Linked DNA regions of Mus musculus: region 2 is linked to region 1. A link is a loop called in an ENCODE intact Hi-C map of the cell type or tissue named here. Cell type or tissue: left cerebral cortex. All regions are shown on one strand.

Region 1 (8,000 bases):
TTTAAAGATTTATTTATTGATTATATGTAAGTACACTGTAGCTGTCTTCAGACACTCCAGAAGAGGGAGTCAGATCTCCTTACGGATGGTTGTGAGCCACCATGTGGTTGCTGGGATTTGAACTCCGGACCTTCGGAAGAGCAGTCCGGTGCTCTTACCTGCTGAGCCATCTCACCAGCCCGAGAGCTAAATTTTAAAAAATGACTTTAAGTTTTGCTGGTTCTGAAGTGTTTGCTTTTTAAAGGAAATCTTTTCGCTGTCTCCAGCTTACTCTGTGAAAGGTGAAATATGTATCTTTTATCCCCCTGATTTTCTTTTTTAAGAACCTACAGTGTTACCAGGTACTCTGCATTTGCATGTCAGTCTGATGACAACAACAGGGGTTGTTCCTAGGGTGCCATTTTGTTGTTGTTGTTTTGAGACAGGGTTTCTCTGTGTAGCCCTGGCTGTTCTGGAACTCACTTTGTAGACCAGGCTGGCCTCGAACTCAGAAATCCACCTGCCTCTGCCTCCCGAGTGCTAGGATTAAAGGTGTGCGCCATTTTTTAAAGAAAGGGTCTCTCATCGTTAGCCTAACGAGCCCGTACCCCCAGCACTGAGGTAGAAAACAATGCATCTAGCTTTTATGGGGATTCCAAAATTCAAACTCAGGTCTTCTCATTGGCAAGGCAAGCCTTTGCCACCTGAGCTTTCTCCTCAGCTCCAGGTAGACTGAGTAACTACTACAGTAACTAAGGGTGACATCATCGTAGTAAGGCCTTGTGGGAAGAACTGGCCTGGTTCCTAGAATGCCTTACTATGAGAAGGGCTGACTTTTAGAAGCCTCAGGGACTTTTCAAAGAGGGAGCTACCCAAACCTACAGGTGCTTCTGGCAAAAACCTTGTGGTACAACTTGGATGTGGCAGCCTGACCTGAATACACTTTCTGAGAACAAAGTCCTGGCACCACAAACAAACACAGGTGCCTGACAGCACTTGTAAACATGTCAGCCTGGCTTTGCTGAGATTGCAGGGCTTGTTCCAGAACCTACAGTGTAACCAGCCCTAGGCCTATCTCTTCAGAGGGTTATCACTCAAGATCAGAGTAGATCCCAAAATCTTTCCTTTACTATCATCTTAACGTCATTCTTTATACTTCTGATTATTCTCTACAACTTTTCTCTAACCCTTCTGCAAGTCACTAAAATACTCACTTCTCAGCTTTGCCAGCTGCAGCTGTACATCTGACAAGACTTCAGAGAATCCACAAAGGGGAAGGGAAGATGGAACCACTCTCCTTGCCGCCTGGAGCTGTTGGCTGTCCCTAGCTTCTAGCTGACAAGGAGCAGCTCTGTGAGCTTCATCTGGCCTAAGTAAAACTCATTTCCTGTTCTGAGTCCACCAAAGGGGAAAAGAGCCTCCTCCATTGGACTACTTGTTTGGGAGTTAAGGGCAGCCTTCTTCAAGCTTTCCGGATACCCTGAGGGCAGGCAGGAGGGAGGCTCAGCAGTCAGAGGCACAGGCTTTAGTTCCCTGGGGAGAGTGCAGCTGTTTACCAGGTGAGGTAGCAGAAAGGCTTGCTGAGCCACACCTAAGACTCCACCCTAACCTTGCCATTTCAGCCACCCCCCTCAGCTCCTATGCCCTCTGACCTAGAGGCTAGACTTCCTGTGTTTGTAACCCTCTTTCAGTCTGAGCTAGTATCCCCAACCTTGGGGAACCAGCCGTGCAGCAAGTAGTGGGGAGGGCCTGACCCAAGATCACCCACCAGGTTCCTGTGTAGGAACTGAGAGCTCCCAAACTCAGCCAGAGGCCCAGCTTCCCCTGGACTGTCTACCTGGGGCCAGGCCCACTTGAGAGGGTATCTCACCAGATGCAGGGGTATCACTGGGAAGGGTCTCAAGGAGCTGTCAGGAAAGCCTGGGAGCAGTATAGCATCCAGCAGGAAGCAAGGCTGGATTCAGTAATGTTTCAAACATACCAGGGGAGGGTGGCTGCTGTGAGTTTATTTTCTGCTTTGTGCCAAGACACAGTTATGGGGTCAGGAAAGTTCAGTGCTGTGAACCAAGAGGGGGCTCTCTCCAGCTTCTACTGGTTTCTCTTGTTCAGCCTTCCTAGTTTACAGGGAGGGTCGAGAGGGTAGGCACTGGCCTAGCACCACTTCAGCTTGGGCAGGCTGCAGATTCTGATAGGTCAGGAAAGGTCCCTGGGGTTGGTCTGGCCAGAATGGATGACTGGCTGCTGCTTCATGGTTTCAGGAGTCAGGCCACAGGTCATCGGGCTTCTGGAGACCTGGGGGGATTCTGCCGAGCTGTAAGGAGAGCATAGGTCACTGGGTCGGCATTTGCTTTAATTGGGGCCACCCCCACAACCACATGGAAGATGGACTCACCGCTCAGGAGACTCCAACACTGTAGTCATGAACGGGAGTGTGGATTTCCCGAAAAAGAAGCTGGCCCACCAGTGGCCCGGGTCGGCTTTGGGAAGACCTGAGGAGCAAAGGAGGGTCACGATGGGGTCAAGTCCTTCTCCACGCTACCCATCCCCCACCCCACTCCGCCTTAGGACGTGAACTCTGCCCTTCCGCTGGCTGGTTCTGCACTTACCCGGGGACTGGAGCACGGCGTCCCCAGGGTACTCGGCACTTCCGCCGGAGCTGCTGCTGGACGAGGAGCCCAGGCGTCCTGGGAAGGGGAGGCGGGTCAGCCACAGGGCCCTGGGCCAGCCCTGGGCGGGGCTGGCGAGGGGCTACTTACGCCGATAGTAGTCATGGGTAGCCACGAGCGAGCCGCTGGAAGGGATGGCTGCCATGCTTCAGGACCGAGGCGCTGCGGAGACGAGAGCAGAATGTGGGCCCTGGTCACCGCACACCGGAGGGTTCCCCGAGTCTCCCGGGTCCTGACAGTGCCAGGTTTCCAAGCGGCTCCAACCAGCCCGGTCCGGCTGCGTGGTGAGACAAAGGGGCTTTGTCTGCTCCTGGCCCCAAGAAGACGCGCCTCCCCCACCCCACCGCCGGCTGCCTTCGTCACTGCCCTCACCTCGGCGGAGAACCCCTTCCTTGCAGGCTTCGTTTTTAGGCCACCAGGGCGCTAGGCCGCGGAGCCCATTTGCAAAGATAACCCACGAAACACCACTTTAGGACCCACGCGCGCTATGCGCACGCGCGTACTTAGTAGCTTTCCTGCACCGCAAAAGACGCACCACTGGGAGGCGGGGCGCGCGTCAAAGCCCCTCCCGCTTCACAGCGGGCCCACCCATGAGACTTTTGAGCTCCCCTGATAGACCAGAAGTAGCACGAAGTGGTCCCGCCCTTCCCTATTAGACTCCACCCCGAGCGGAGCAAGAATCCACCCTACCTTCTGCAATGCTAGGTTCTGCAAAGTTCCACATTGGCCCTAACCTCCTTGATCAAACATCTGTGGTTTCGCTCCAGTCGAAACCAGCTCTGCTGCTTTTTTCCTGCCTGGTTCGGACTCGAACCCGGATAGAAGAGGTTAAAGAATCTCATGTGCCCCTCAGTCTGTGCCACCCTCTCGGATGTGGTCTCATGTAGTACAGCCTGTTTGGTGTTCTTGTTCCCTTTACTTGGGGCTGCCCGCTGCTTTCGCTGGTCCCCGCAGGCTTTATTTTCCACGTACCTCACTCCGACCCTTGACTGAGTGGATCTGTTTAACATAAGTAAGCACAAGCTGTTGCCGCGCACCTCCCTACCATCGCAATCTCTGTTTTCTGGGCTCACTGGATGGTGCCTGGAGCCCCCAAGCGGTCCTGTAGGGAATAGCCTGCCCTTGGTAAGCTGAGGAGCTGTCTGTCTTTCAAGTCCTGACTCGCATTGTTGTTCATCATTCCCAACCTGTGTTCTGTTTGGAGAGGAGTGATGGAAGACAGACGAAGCCTTGGGGTCAGAGAGAGCTCTAACAGAGACAGTCTCTAGTAGCTTCCATTGTTGGTCGGAGACTCATGTTTGGGGGGAATCAAGTTAGGGCTGGCCAGCATGCCCTGCCCACCCTTCCCTTCCTCAGCAGCCTGTGTTCTGTCAGACCGAGAGGATCATGAGCCAGCTTCGTGCAGCATGCTTCTCCTATAACCAAAGATGCTGGACTTCATTGGAGGCTCAGGGAGAACCGACTAGGCTGAGGCTAGTAGGATCCCAGGAGGAGGCTCTTGTGTCGCCGAAGTCTCAAGGCTGCTTGGCTGGGACCCTTTGCTTGGATTTGTTGAGACCTACTCTGTGCAAGCATTGATCCAGGCTCGGGAAAACCAGACAAGAAATGGTCCAGTAGGGGTGCTGGTTTAGAGATCATAAAGGAGATGGGTAAGGTGTAATGAAAAAGAGGTGGGGGCAGTTGACATGACAGCAGTACAAGTGAGTAAGGCCACTGATAAGGACCGTCCTGGTGACACCAGGAGGGTGAGACTTCTGTCTTCATAGTGTTATGTACTTCAGATTCTATGACTTACCCTGAACTGTCCTGGTCAAGTACATGGGCATCTCCAGTGGTTATTAGCTATTTCCTGTAGTGAAAATTCCCTCTGAAAAGAAAGTAAAGGATATATGCCTAGTTCTATTGCATCTTCTTATGCCTGCTCTTTTCTGAAGGGAAAGAGAGGAACAATGGATCTGGGGAAGATGGGAGATGGGCAAGGTCAGGGAGAAGGAGAAAGGGAGGCTGCTGTGGGGATGTATTGCATATGAGATGAGTGAAAAATAAAACCTCCCAAGAATACAAGGACTTGCTGATGATTGCACACGCCTTTATCCCAGCACTTGGGAAGCAGAGGCAGGCGAATCTCTGTGAGCTCGGAGCCAGCTTGGTTTACAGAGCTAGTTCCAGGATGACCAGGGCTACATAGAGAAGGCCTGTCTCGAAACAAACAATTACAAGAGAGTTCCAGGAACTCACAAGAGATTTACCAACACTTGCCACACTCTTCTCCAGGTTATATAAACTGTAACTGATTGCTGGGACAAGGGGACGCTCCAGCATAGTAGACTGCAACCAGGAAACTCAAGCAGCCTCCTTGACTTGTCACTCAGCCTCATATGAGCCTTGTGACTGAGCTTCTGAGTCACCTTCACTTTTGTAAGTGACCCTTACATCTTAGTAGTTTACTCATTGTCATACAGTCTGTTGCAGAGGGACATCATGGCAGCAGGAACATGAGGCAGCATGGTCATGTCTGCAGTTAGGAAACAGAAAGATGATGGCTGGTGCTCACCTCACTCTCCTTTTCTTTGTTTATTCAAGAATGCAGCCCATGGGATGGCACTGTCCACATTTGGGGAATGTCTTCCCACCTCAGTTCCAATCTAGAGACTTCTTCACAGACAACATGTGCAAAGGCTCATTTCCATAGTGGCTCGAACTCCCATCAAGTCTGCTAAGATTAACCACCAAATACCCACGCTTCCATCAGTAATTCTAGTAAACTCATTGGTTCACAAGCTAGACTTGGAATTTCTTCTTTGGTCTGTCATTAACGTCCTGCCTGCAGTGAACAGATACTTGTTGTGTTCCCCAGGAAAAGCTATGTAACACCTGTGTGGTTCAGACAAAGGCCAGAGAGACCAGGCTGAGGGGAGGGACTGTCAGGATTCAACTGTAAACTGGTTTGGAAGAAGGCCTCGTACAGTTTGCACAAACTTGAGATTGGGATTGGAACTTAACACTGTTTATCTGAAGTGTGAACTATCTGCCCTGATTTGGAGACATGGTGGTTACTCAGCAGGGACACAGATGAGTCAGATATGAGTGTGGGCCACCTCTAGGGTTTCAGGCAATATATGTAGTACATATATACAGGGGTTTAGGGCTTCCATGGGGGGAGGGGAGGACAGGGCTGCCAGGGCTTCTGTTGAGACTGGTTCTAGCCTTGCCACCTGTTTCCAGGGTTGGATTATCTCTCTCTTCATCAAAAGGCCAGAATGCACAGATGTATTCACTGAAGAAGCAATGGCTGCCCTTGTTCCTCAGGAAGTAGAGGCTGAGTAAGACCAGCCTCACATTGCCCAGCGTTTGCAAAGTTCCAGAGTCTAGTAGGAACTATGGAACATTGGTCTATTAAGGAGGTCAAGCCTGGTCCCACCTCCTGTTTGGTGCAGAAGGAGGTGCCTTGTCCATTTCCAGCAGGAAATAGGATGTATGTAGCTTGTGGATGTCTTACAGCCTGTGCTATGCTGTCCTGGAGATACGCAGCCTCTCTGAATCTGCTCTGTGGGAGTAAGGTTGGGTCCCACCAGGGGCCTTTCTGGCTGTCTCAGGGATGGACAGTTTAGAGGTATAGTCCTCTGCTGTGTTGGACAGGTTAAGGCTGCAGATGTGCTGTGCCCACTTCCTGCCAGGTGTTCTCCCTACAGTATCCTCTTAGGAGCAGAGTTTGTGATCCAGATGGTGGGTCAGCACCCAGGAAAGGAAAGAAGAAGTGCCATGAGAGTTTCCCACACTGGGGCAAGCTAACTGCTTTGCTTGGATGGATATGCCTGGGAGAGGCTTCAATGGAGAGGCTCACAGTGGGGGACCAGCAGCTGATTATCCCCAGCTGGACAAGAAGGCCTTCTGTCTCTCCCACGCCACCCTTGGCTATGATCTGGGTCTCCCTAATCATCCCACCTCATTCTCAGTGTCAAGATCAGCGTCTGTAGTAGAGTCTGAAGGGAGCGTCTTTCATCTGTCTGCCTGTCTGTCTGTCTCTCTCCTTCCCTCACCCTCTCCCTCCATTCCCCCTTCCTTCCTAGCTAAGATGAGTTCTCACTCTGCTATCCAGGCTGGCTTCAGACTCTTGAGCTCAAGTGAATCTTCTGCTTCAGCTTCCCATGTGCAGAGGGCCCAGGCATGTACCATTACGCCAGCTCTGGGATAGTCTTAATTTTTTTCTTGTAAATATGGAATAATTCATGAATTTGCATGTTGTCCCTGGGCAGGGGCCATGTTAATCTCTGCATTGTTCCAATTTCACTATATGTGCTGTCGAAGCAAGCATGGGATAATTTCTTTCTTTAAAGTAGAAAAATGCTATTTGATGAGATGGTTCAGCACTCTTGCCTTGCAAACTTGGTAACCTAAGTTAGGCCCATGGATCCCACATAAAAGTGGAAGAAGGGAACTGACTCCACAGAATTGTTCTCTGACCTCTATACATGCTGGTTAGTGTGTGGACAGAGGCCATGGGGCTTTGTCCTCAGGTCGTCCCTAGCATCTGTGCAGACAGTTTGCTATGACCTCAGAGTAGACACCTCATCCTTTCTTACCTCCTCTGAGGTTCCTAGTGAGGCTGGCTACATCACAGTCCAGCTCCAGATGTTGACCAGTCCCTGGGTCATGGCTCATATTGGAAAGCCACGGTTAGGAGCCCTGAAGTGTGACCTCCCACTGGCTGTTTGATCTGGCTAGCAGCTGACTTGCAGACTCCACTTCTCCTATGAATGACCACAGGTGAGTGGATACCTGTGGGAAGCCGCCCTCACATTCGCCGTTGCAAGATGGCGCTGACATCCTGTGTTCTAAGTGGTAAACAAATAATCTGCGCATGTGCCAAGGGTAGTTCTCCACCCCATGTGCTCTGCCTTCCCCGTGACGACAACTCGGCCGATGGGCTGCAGCCAATCAGGGAGTGACACGTCCTAGGCGGAGGATAATTCTCCTTAAAAGGGAATGGGTTTCGCCATTCTCTGTCTTGCTCTTGCTCTCTTGCGCTCTGGCTCCTAAAGATGTAAGCAATAGAGTTCTTGCTCTTGCTCTCTTGCGCTCTGGCTCCTAAAGATGTAAGCAATAGAGCTCTTGCTCTTGCTCTCTTGCTCTCTGGCTCCTGAAGATGTAAGCAATAAAGCTTTGCCGCAGAAGATTCCGGTTTGTTGCGTTCTTCCTGGCCGGTCGCGAGAACGCGTGTAAGAGATACCTGTCAAGTAAAAAGGATGAGGTCGGAGAACACCAGCCCTTCTCTGCTTGGTGGATTTTGTAGGCTGCAGTATCTGCACGGTTTGGGTACTGGGTCAGGATGTAGGAGAATGTGAAGGATATGAA
Region 2 (8,000 bases), 120 kb before region 1:
CCTGCCTTTATAAAGAAAAAAAGAATAACAACAAACAAAAAGAAAAGGAGGAAGGGGCCGGGCGTGGTGGCGCATGCCTTTAATCCCAGCACTCAGGAGGCAGAGGCAGGCGGATTTCTGAGGTCAAGGCCAGCCTGGTCTACAAAGTGAGTTCCAGGACAGCCAGGGCTATACAGAGAAACCCTGTCTCAAAAAAAAAAAAAAAAAAAAAAAAGAATGAAAGAAAAGAAAAGGAGGAAGGAAAGGAAGAAGGGGTAGAAGAAGTGGAGAAGAGAAGAAAAAATAAAGCAAGGCTGGAGAGATGACTCACAGTATAAGAGCAATGGCTGCTCCTACAGAGGACCGAGGTTTGTTTCTTACCACCCACATGGTGGTGGCTCACAAATCTCTGTAACTCCAGTCTCAGGGAATCTGACTATTCTATTCTGACCTCCACAGACATCAGGCACAAATGTGGTACACAGATGTACATGCAGGCAAAAGAAAAATATGCACCCATACATAGAAAATAAAATAAAAAGCATGAAGTCCCCTTTGAGGTCTGTCCCCTCCTGACTTTGCCCCCTCTTTTCCTTCCTGAATTATTCTTCTCCTTCTCCTCCTTCTTCTCTTCCTCCTCCTCTTCTCCCCCACCCAGCCCCCTGCAATCTAGATCTGAGCCTTAGAGACTACACGACTTTGGGAAATGATAGAATGGAGGGAGGAATACTGATCATCTAGAACTGCATTTCAATGAATGTTGTTAATGTCATCTCAGTAAGCTAAGACCTAGCATTGTCCCTGAGGAATGGAGTAACTGTATTGGACTTACAGAATCCTTGAACATTACCAAGGCAGTAGTCTCCAATGGAGCTGGCTCACAAGTGAATGGACCCGGAACAGTAAGAATATTTTCATTTTAAAAGTGAGCCCTTCTTTCTTTCTGTTGGGGGTCAGGGTCATAGTTACCAGTTTGCCTCCCTTTCTAGTTGATTAGCAAGAATATTGGATGGGGGCACTTGATCTGGAAGAAAGCAGTGAGCTTGTAGCTCAGTAGACAGCTCCTATATTTGGTTTGTCTTTGCCCTTGGTAGAACCTGCCTATCCTACCTGAAAGGGCAGTGAGTGGATGTTTGGAGAGAACAAAGTTTCACCTCAAAGTGGTAAATGTGGAGGAAGCAATAGTGTGTGAGACCTTACTCAAGTTTACAGACACAGAGAGATGCTCTACAGGTGGAAATCTCTGCTATTTGGGATTTGGGGGTGGGAAGATTACTTGAACAAGAAAGTCCAAGGCCATCTTGAGTAATATAGCAAGATCCAGTCTTTGAGGAAGGGAAAAAGGGAAGAAGGTGGAGGGGGAGTGGGTACAGGGGGAGCTACTGGGAGAGTTTCCTATAGCTGTACTTGTCCTGCTCAGGAGACTGGAGGCAGTAACAGGCAACTTTTTATGAGTTTGAGACAAACAAACAAACAAAGATACAAAGTTACCAGTAATCACAGAAAGGTATACTCAGATAAAGAAACAATTTGAACAACTGGCAACCAGAGACATAGAAAGACATACAAAAACTGGGTATAGTAGTTTATATTTGTAATCTTAACACAGGAAGCTGAGGCAGAAAGATTATTGGGAGTTAAAGGGCAGCCTGGACTGGAGTAAAACCATGTTTAAAAACAGAAAAATTGGGGCTGGAGAGATGGCTCAGCGGTTAAGAGCACTGACTGCTCTTCTGGAGGACATGAGTTCAAGTCCCAGCAACCACATGGTGGCTCACAACCATCTGTAATGATATCTGACTCCCTCTTCTGGTGTGTCTGAAGATAGCTACAGTGTACTTAGATATAATAATAAATAAATCTTAAAAAAAAAGAAAAAGAAAACAAGCAAAAATCCAAAAGGAGAAAGACACAGGAACAGTGATTAAGTAAAAAAGACAGAGGACAGAGACCCTGACTGAAGTGTTATAGTTTGTTCAGACTAATTAGAAAAATACCTATAGGCTGGGCATTTCTTCTAAAAAGTAGAAATTTATTTTATCTATAGACAAGAAACTCAAAGTCAAACTAGATTTGCTTGTCCAGTGAGGGTTACTTTCTCATTCATAGATGTGTCCTTGTGACTTCACGTGTTGGAAAAACTGAAGTGTCACTAGGACTCCTGTGCAGTGAGATCAAATCTCATTCAGGGGTCTGACAGTTTTGATTTTCTTACTTCAGACAAGGTTGTGTTCCAGGTTGTGCCTTTATGATCTGCTCGCCTCCTAACACTACCACACTAGGGCAGGACTTTAACCTGTGAATATTGGAAAGTGAACATTTGGACCACAGCAGAAAGAGAAAAACATACAAAAAGTGTAATCCCAGTTTTTGGGAACATGAGTTCAAACACCAATCTGATGTACATGACGAGTTCCAGGCCAGCATGGGCTATATAGCAAGACTATCTAAAAAAAAAAAAAAAAAAAAGAAGACCATGATGGTTATACACACCTATACATCCAGCATTTGGGAGATGGAAGCAGACAGATAAAGAATTCAAAGTCATTGTAGGCTACAAAGTGAATTTAAGGCCAGTCGGATTACAGGAGACCCCTTCACAACACAAAACAAATATGCACATAGATAAAGGCCACTGTAGAATACAAAGACCTAGAAATACCACAGGATCATGGTACCTGCTCACCTTGACTTTACATCCACAGCCTACAAGGAGAAGATGAAGGAGTTATCTGTGCTGTCGCTCATTTGCTCCTGCTTCTACTCTCAGCCTCACCCGAACACCATCTACCAGTATGGAGGTGAGTGTATCCACACAGCTGCTGGCCCTGCTCAGCTAGGGCCTGACAACCTTACTTCTCTCGTTTCTTCTGGCCTCTGGCAATGCTGTGAACTGGCTGGAGAGAGTCATTCTGGGAGGAGGGGCCTATGCTAAAGAGTAACGGCACCCCTTCTTAACCCTTGTTGGGATGTGTGCTGGAAATAAACCTCTCATCCTGCCTGTATGCCCAAACCAGGCCTCCTGAAGTCCCATCTGGTCTTGTCCTACAGATATGGAAGTGAAGCAGCTGGATAAGCGGGCCTCTGGCCAGAGCTTCGAGGTCATCCTCAAGTCTCCTTCTGACCTATCTCCAGAGAGCCCTGTGCTCTCTTCTCCTCCCAAGAGGAAGGATGCTTCCTTGGAAGAGCTGCAGAAGCGGCTGGAGGCAGCTGAGGAGCGGAGGAAGGCAAGGACTCTCCTTACACACTTGACATTGCTGACCAGGCCCTGTGCTTGGTCAGGGCATTGGGCTGGGTAGTGCAGAACTTACTGCTGAGCAATTGGAATGAGATGAAAGATGGATGTGCCAAGATGGTAACAAACACAGGGCAATAGGAACCACATTCTTGAGGGGGACCTCGATCATGGCAGAGGGAGGGCAGGTTGAATTCCCCCAGAAAGAGCCCTTAAGACATAAAGCTGAGGCTAGTGCTCCTTTCAGGACAGAAGATCGAGGAGAAAAGGTCTCACATCTAAAGACAGTTAGCTGGGTTGGGTAGGTGATAGTTCAGTGGAGCCCTGGAAGATATGAATGGGGCTCACAGTCTTCACATCAGCCCCTTTGAAACTGAAACATAGAGAACAAAATTTGTTCTAGGATTGAGATCCCAGAGGCAAAGCCCACTGGACAGGGGAAATGACTTAGTCCATACACAACAGGACCCAGGCTCAGCAAGTTTACCTTGAAGACTGATGCACCCATAGGTGCTCAGCATCATTCAGGAGGAAGCCTAGGCCAGGGGCTAATCACCCCAGGGATGCTGGATCTCCCCATTATCTGTTATTCCAGGGTCACCAGACACTCCTTTCCCCAACCATGGCAGGATAGAGTGGCACCACAATGTCCCTTCCCAGATCCCTGTGGCCTTTGCTGACAAACAGTGGGAAGCTAGGATCTAGATGACTTAGCTGCCTCTGTACCTGCTCAGTGTTTAACAGACAGTTGCCTACGGGTGGTCTGGAGAAGCCACCACAACTCACAGTTCAGAATTTACCCTGCTCCTTCAACATTTGTGAGGCTGGGAGTTCTCAGCCCAACAAGAAGACTCTGTGGCTGAAGGTAGCGCAAACGGCAAGCCACTGCGGTTCACCTGGCACTAGAGGGCAAACCGATTTTTCAGTGCAAAAACTCCAGAAGTTCCAGGCAAACTGGGATGGGGTGCAGGACATTGTAAGGCGCCTAACCTCATAGAAACTAGTCGCAGGAGCCTAAGGAAGAGTGATGAGTACTGGTTAGAGCCAGGACAGCGGGACAAGTGAGTCATGGCCAAGCTGGGAACAAAGGGACAGAGCGGGCCTTCTACAACAGAAACTTGACACCCTCCTAACCTGCTTGGGTCCCAGGCCAGAGATGGTCGAGACCATCCTCTGGACAGCTTTTGGATCCAAGTCCTGGCAGGTGAGGCTCATGGGGCTTGTCTAGCGGCTGGGCACCTGAGAGTGAATGCCTGGCTTAGGAGGGATTCGGGCCACTGCTCACTAACCCCTAACTCTGTGCAGACTCAGGAGGCTCAGGTGCTGAAGCAGCTGGCAGAGCGGCGTGAGCATGAACGGGAGGTGCTGCACAAGGCGCTTGAAGAAAACAATAACTTTAGCCGCCTGGCGGAGGAGAAGCTCAACTACAAGATGGAGCTGAGCAAGGAGATCCGCGAGGCGCACTTGGCAGCGCTGCGCGAGCGGCTGCGCGAGAAGGTAGGCACGCGAGGTTTTGGTGTGTATGTGTGTGTGTGTGCGCGCGCGCGTGTAAAGAAGGTCCTAATAATGTTTTTCTAAAGTTGCGCACTTCTCTCAGCGTTGGAATCAGACCCAGAACCTGGTTCTAGTGAGACACATTCAACGATCACAGTAGTATATGGTTAAATTAGTTATGAAGCGCTCTGAAGGAATTTGCATGCCGCGGGATCTAGCTCCAAGAGATGGAACTTGTTTACGTTGGAGGTCAGATGCTCAGTCCCTTAGTCTGATCCTTAAGCACTGTGGCTTCAGCACTCCTGAAGTATAGTGGTGCACCTATAACCCTGGAAGTTCTTGGGGACGCCCTTACCCTTGGCCGCTCCTCAGGGTTCCTACCTCTGTCTTCACAGGAGCTGCACGCTGCTGAGGTGCGCAGGAACAAGGAGCAGCGGGAGGAAATGTCTGGCTAAGGAGTATTGGACCCAGCGGCGACAAGAACGTTTTCGGGTTTTGTTTTTGTTTTCAATTCTGTCTAGATGCGAATTTTGTGCCTGCTCCTATCTGCTCCCCTGTACCCCTCAGCTTCCTGCTTTTTTCCCACACTCTGAACTGTCCAGTCCTTGTAACGTGTCTGACCTTGGGCTCTTCCTGAAGGAGCTCCTTAGGCAGGAGATATGGTCCCCTATTCAGACACTAGGCCAGGTGTGGCTGGGGCTCTCTTAGTGGCCCTCTTAGTGGATGTGTTGGCAACCTTAATAAATCTAGTGGCAGTGGCACAAACGTGTGGCTTTTCATTCAGGTTCCCAGACTGGGTTGCATGAGAGTTCGTCTTCTCAGCTTCTGCAGGTCAGACAGCAGCATCTACCTGAAATTTTATAGGAAACCGTGGAGAGACTCTGTAGAGGGCAAAGAAAGACTGGGGACCCCCAGAGCAGGTTGGGTCCACTCTGTCACTGTGGTCAGCCCTGGAGCCTTTGTGCAACAGAGCTAGCAGAGCTGAAGAGTGAGATTACAACATTCTAATGTGGTTTCATGGGAGTCCTGGGCTCACCTAATCCAGGGCCCCCCCGGGGCCAATTTTAGAGCCTGTAGTCATTGCATAATGGCTGTGATGGAGCATTTTCTCACCTGAACTGGTCTGGGTAAGTATTCTCCACCAAGGGCCCGTGAATGTCTGTGGTCCAGAGAGCTCATCATGGATACCTCCAACTGTACCTACTGTTGCAGAAGTACATGCTCAGCCGGGCGTGGTGGCCCACGCCTTTTATCCCAGCACTCGGGAGGCAGAGGCTCCAACTGTACCTACTGTCTCAGAAGCACATGCTCTTTGTAAAGCATTGGCTGAGGCATTCTGTGGAGCCACTCAATACTCCTGCCCCATCCAGGGGTTTTATAGCCCCTGGGAACCCTGGCCCCTTCCCCCTGTCAAGTGCTTTTATCCAAGAACACTCCTGGACCCTGGAATTCTAGCCTCACTTATTGGCAGGCATGGCCAGGTATGAGAAAGGAGCAGCCACGAATTCTCAGGGAGCTCTTGGGGGTGCGAGATTCTTTAGGACCAGGTGTCTGCAGATTTAGATGCTGGAAGGGTCAGAGTTCCCAAGTCACGCTCCCCACATTCATCCTGAAACCCTTACCAAGGACAGAAAACCTGACTCTAGGCCTCTCACGCTTAAGCATCTAGGCATGGTCCTTTCCTCTTTCTCAGCCCAGGGGCTCCCAATGTCCCAATGGTGACCTTTGAAGATGGTTACCTGCTTGGACATACTGGAAATCCCATGATTTTGTAATAAGGCAGCACTTTCTCTCTTTTCCATGTAGCCCCATTCCACCACTGAGTTCCAGAAGTCACGATACCTTCTCACCTGCCTGGTATAAAATGTGAGGAAGATAAATGATGTGTTCTTTAACAACCTAGAACTGAGGCTGCAGAAACCAGGTGGCTGTAGCCATGGGTGCCCCCACACTCTATCAGGCAAGAAAAACCCTTAAGGGCACTAGGAAAGGTCTTCTAGAGCCTATCCAGGAAACAGAGGACACTGGCCATTGCAGTGGCTTGGGGGAAATAGTTCAATCACAAGAGGAAGCAACAGTCAGGACCTGAACTCTACAGTGCCCACAAGTGGGTTTTGTGGGACTCAGAAGGGAAAGGAGAAAAGGAACTGAGACTTAGATTTCTTCTAATGGCAACTCTATTTATTTATTTATTTATTTATTTATTTATTTAGGTTTTTCGAGACAGGGTTTCTCTGTGTAGCCCTGGCTGTCCTGGAACTCACTTTGTAGACCAGGCTGGCCTCCAACTCAGAAATCCGTCTGCCTCTGCCTCCCGAATGCTGGGATTAAAGGCATGGGCCACCACTGCCCGGCTAATAGCAACTCTTAAGTAGCTAAAGTCCAGTGTAGCATGCACCCAGTGAACTTACAAATTAAATTAATAAGAAAAAGACCCTGAACCAACAAAATGGTTCAGGCAGTAAAGGAACTTTCTGCCAAATCTGAGGATCTGAGTCCAATCGCCAGGACTCACGTGGCAGAAGGGAACCAAGTCATTAGCTTCTCCTCTGACCTCCACAAGCATGCCATAGCATGCACACTTATACATACATACATACATACATACATACACAATAAAATAAATAAATAAATGCAATTTTAGAAAGATACTGTGTGTTTAGAAATAGCTGTGTTATCTAGTTTTGTGTCTGTCATCTGCTGAGCCAAGGAAGCCTGTGAGCTCACTGTAAGGGAGCATTTATCTTTGATAAAACTCCAGCTGTCATATTTCTAAACCATGATTGTTTTGGGGAGTAAGTATGTCAACACAATGTCACAGGAACAAGCTAGAGAGTCAGACCTCAGCCTTGTCTGGCTGTTACTGGGGCCACCCCTATCTCCCAAAAAGGAACTTTTCTAAGGGGTGTCCTATTGGACTGTGGGGCTTTCCAGCAGGTCAGTTGCTGATGATAGGATCTGGTCTAAAGTCAGAATCAAATTCTGTCTTGAGGCTCAAGGCTTTAGGGATTCCTGAAATGGAACTGCCTGGCAGCAACTTGACCCATAGCTCTATGGACTTGTACTGGGTCACCAGTAGACAGCAGGTTATTCCCAGCTTCAGGGGATGAGGTGATACCCTAATTGATCTTGTGGATATACCTGCCTCCCTAAAACCCAAAAAGTTACTGGGGATGCCAAGTGAGAATCATGCACTAGAAAGGCCACACACATCTGCTCAGGTTCATATGTGGGCTTCCAGGCTAGTCCCTGGAGAGATACTGCTTTCCACAACTCAGAGAGAAGCACAAGA

Evidence for each region. Hi-C counts contacts between places; a loop is a spot of excess contacts. Peaks named below come from ENCODE experiments on the same cell type or tissue, not always from the same donor. Only the 100,000 strongest peaks of a DNase experiment are listed, where the experiment ranks them.
Region 2: a loop joins it to region 1, with 4 times the contacts of the local background. A loop is called at or near these places in 8 of 42 quality-filtered maps.

The regions. Positions count from the first base shown.
Region 1 is chr2:181,182,472-181,190,471 of GRCm38, reverse strand. Ppdpf (pancreatic progenitor cell differentiation and proliferation factor) reads right to left here and starts at 3,225. Exons shown (of 5, transcript NM_001356427.1): 1 at 3,018-3,225; 2 at 2,736-2,807; 3 at 2,586-2,663; 4 at 2,372-2,468; 5 at 1,968-2,290. The coding sequence starts at 2,790. The coding sequence ends at 2,173. Gm24892 (a small nuclear RNA gene) reads right to left here and starts at 6,960; the gene lies at 6,857-6,960. In left cerebral cortex, CTCF peaks have their summits at 3,151 and 3,740; DNase peaks (open chromatin) are centred at 2,727, 3,199 and 3,718; H3K4me3 peaks cover 1,940 bases; H3K27ac peaks cover 1,953 bases.
Region 2 is chr2:181,303,927-181,311,926 of GRCm38, reverse strand. Stmn3 (stathmin-like 3) reads left to right here. Exons shown (of 5, transcript NM_009133.3): 2 at 2,685-2,780; 3 at 3,031-3,206; 4 at 4,520-4,711; 5 at 5,104-5,468. The coding sequence ends at 5,163. Among named protein-coding and RNA genes, the nearest start is that of Stmn3, 6.6 kb to the left of the region's middle. In left cerebral cortex, CTCF peaks have their summits at 1,740 (motif pointing left) and 4,624; DNase peaks (open chromatin) are centred at 357 and 4,641; H3K4me3 peaks cover 433 bases; H3K27ac peaks cover 43 bases.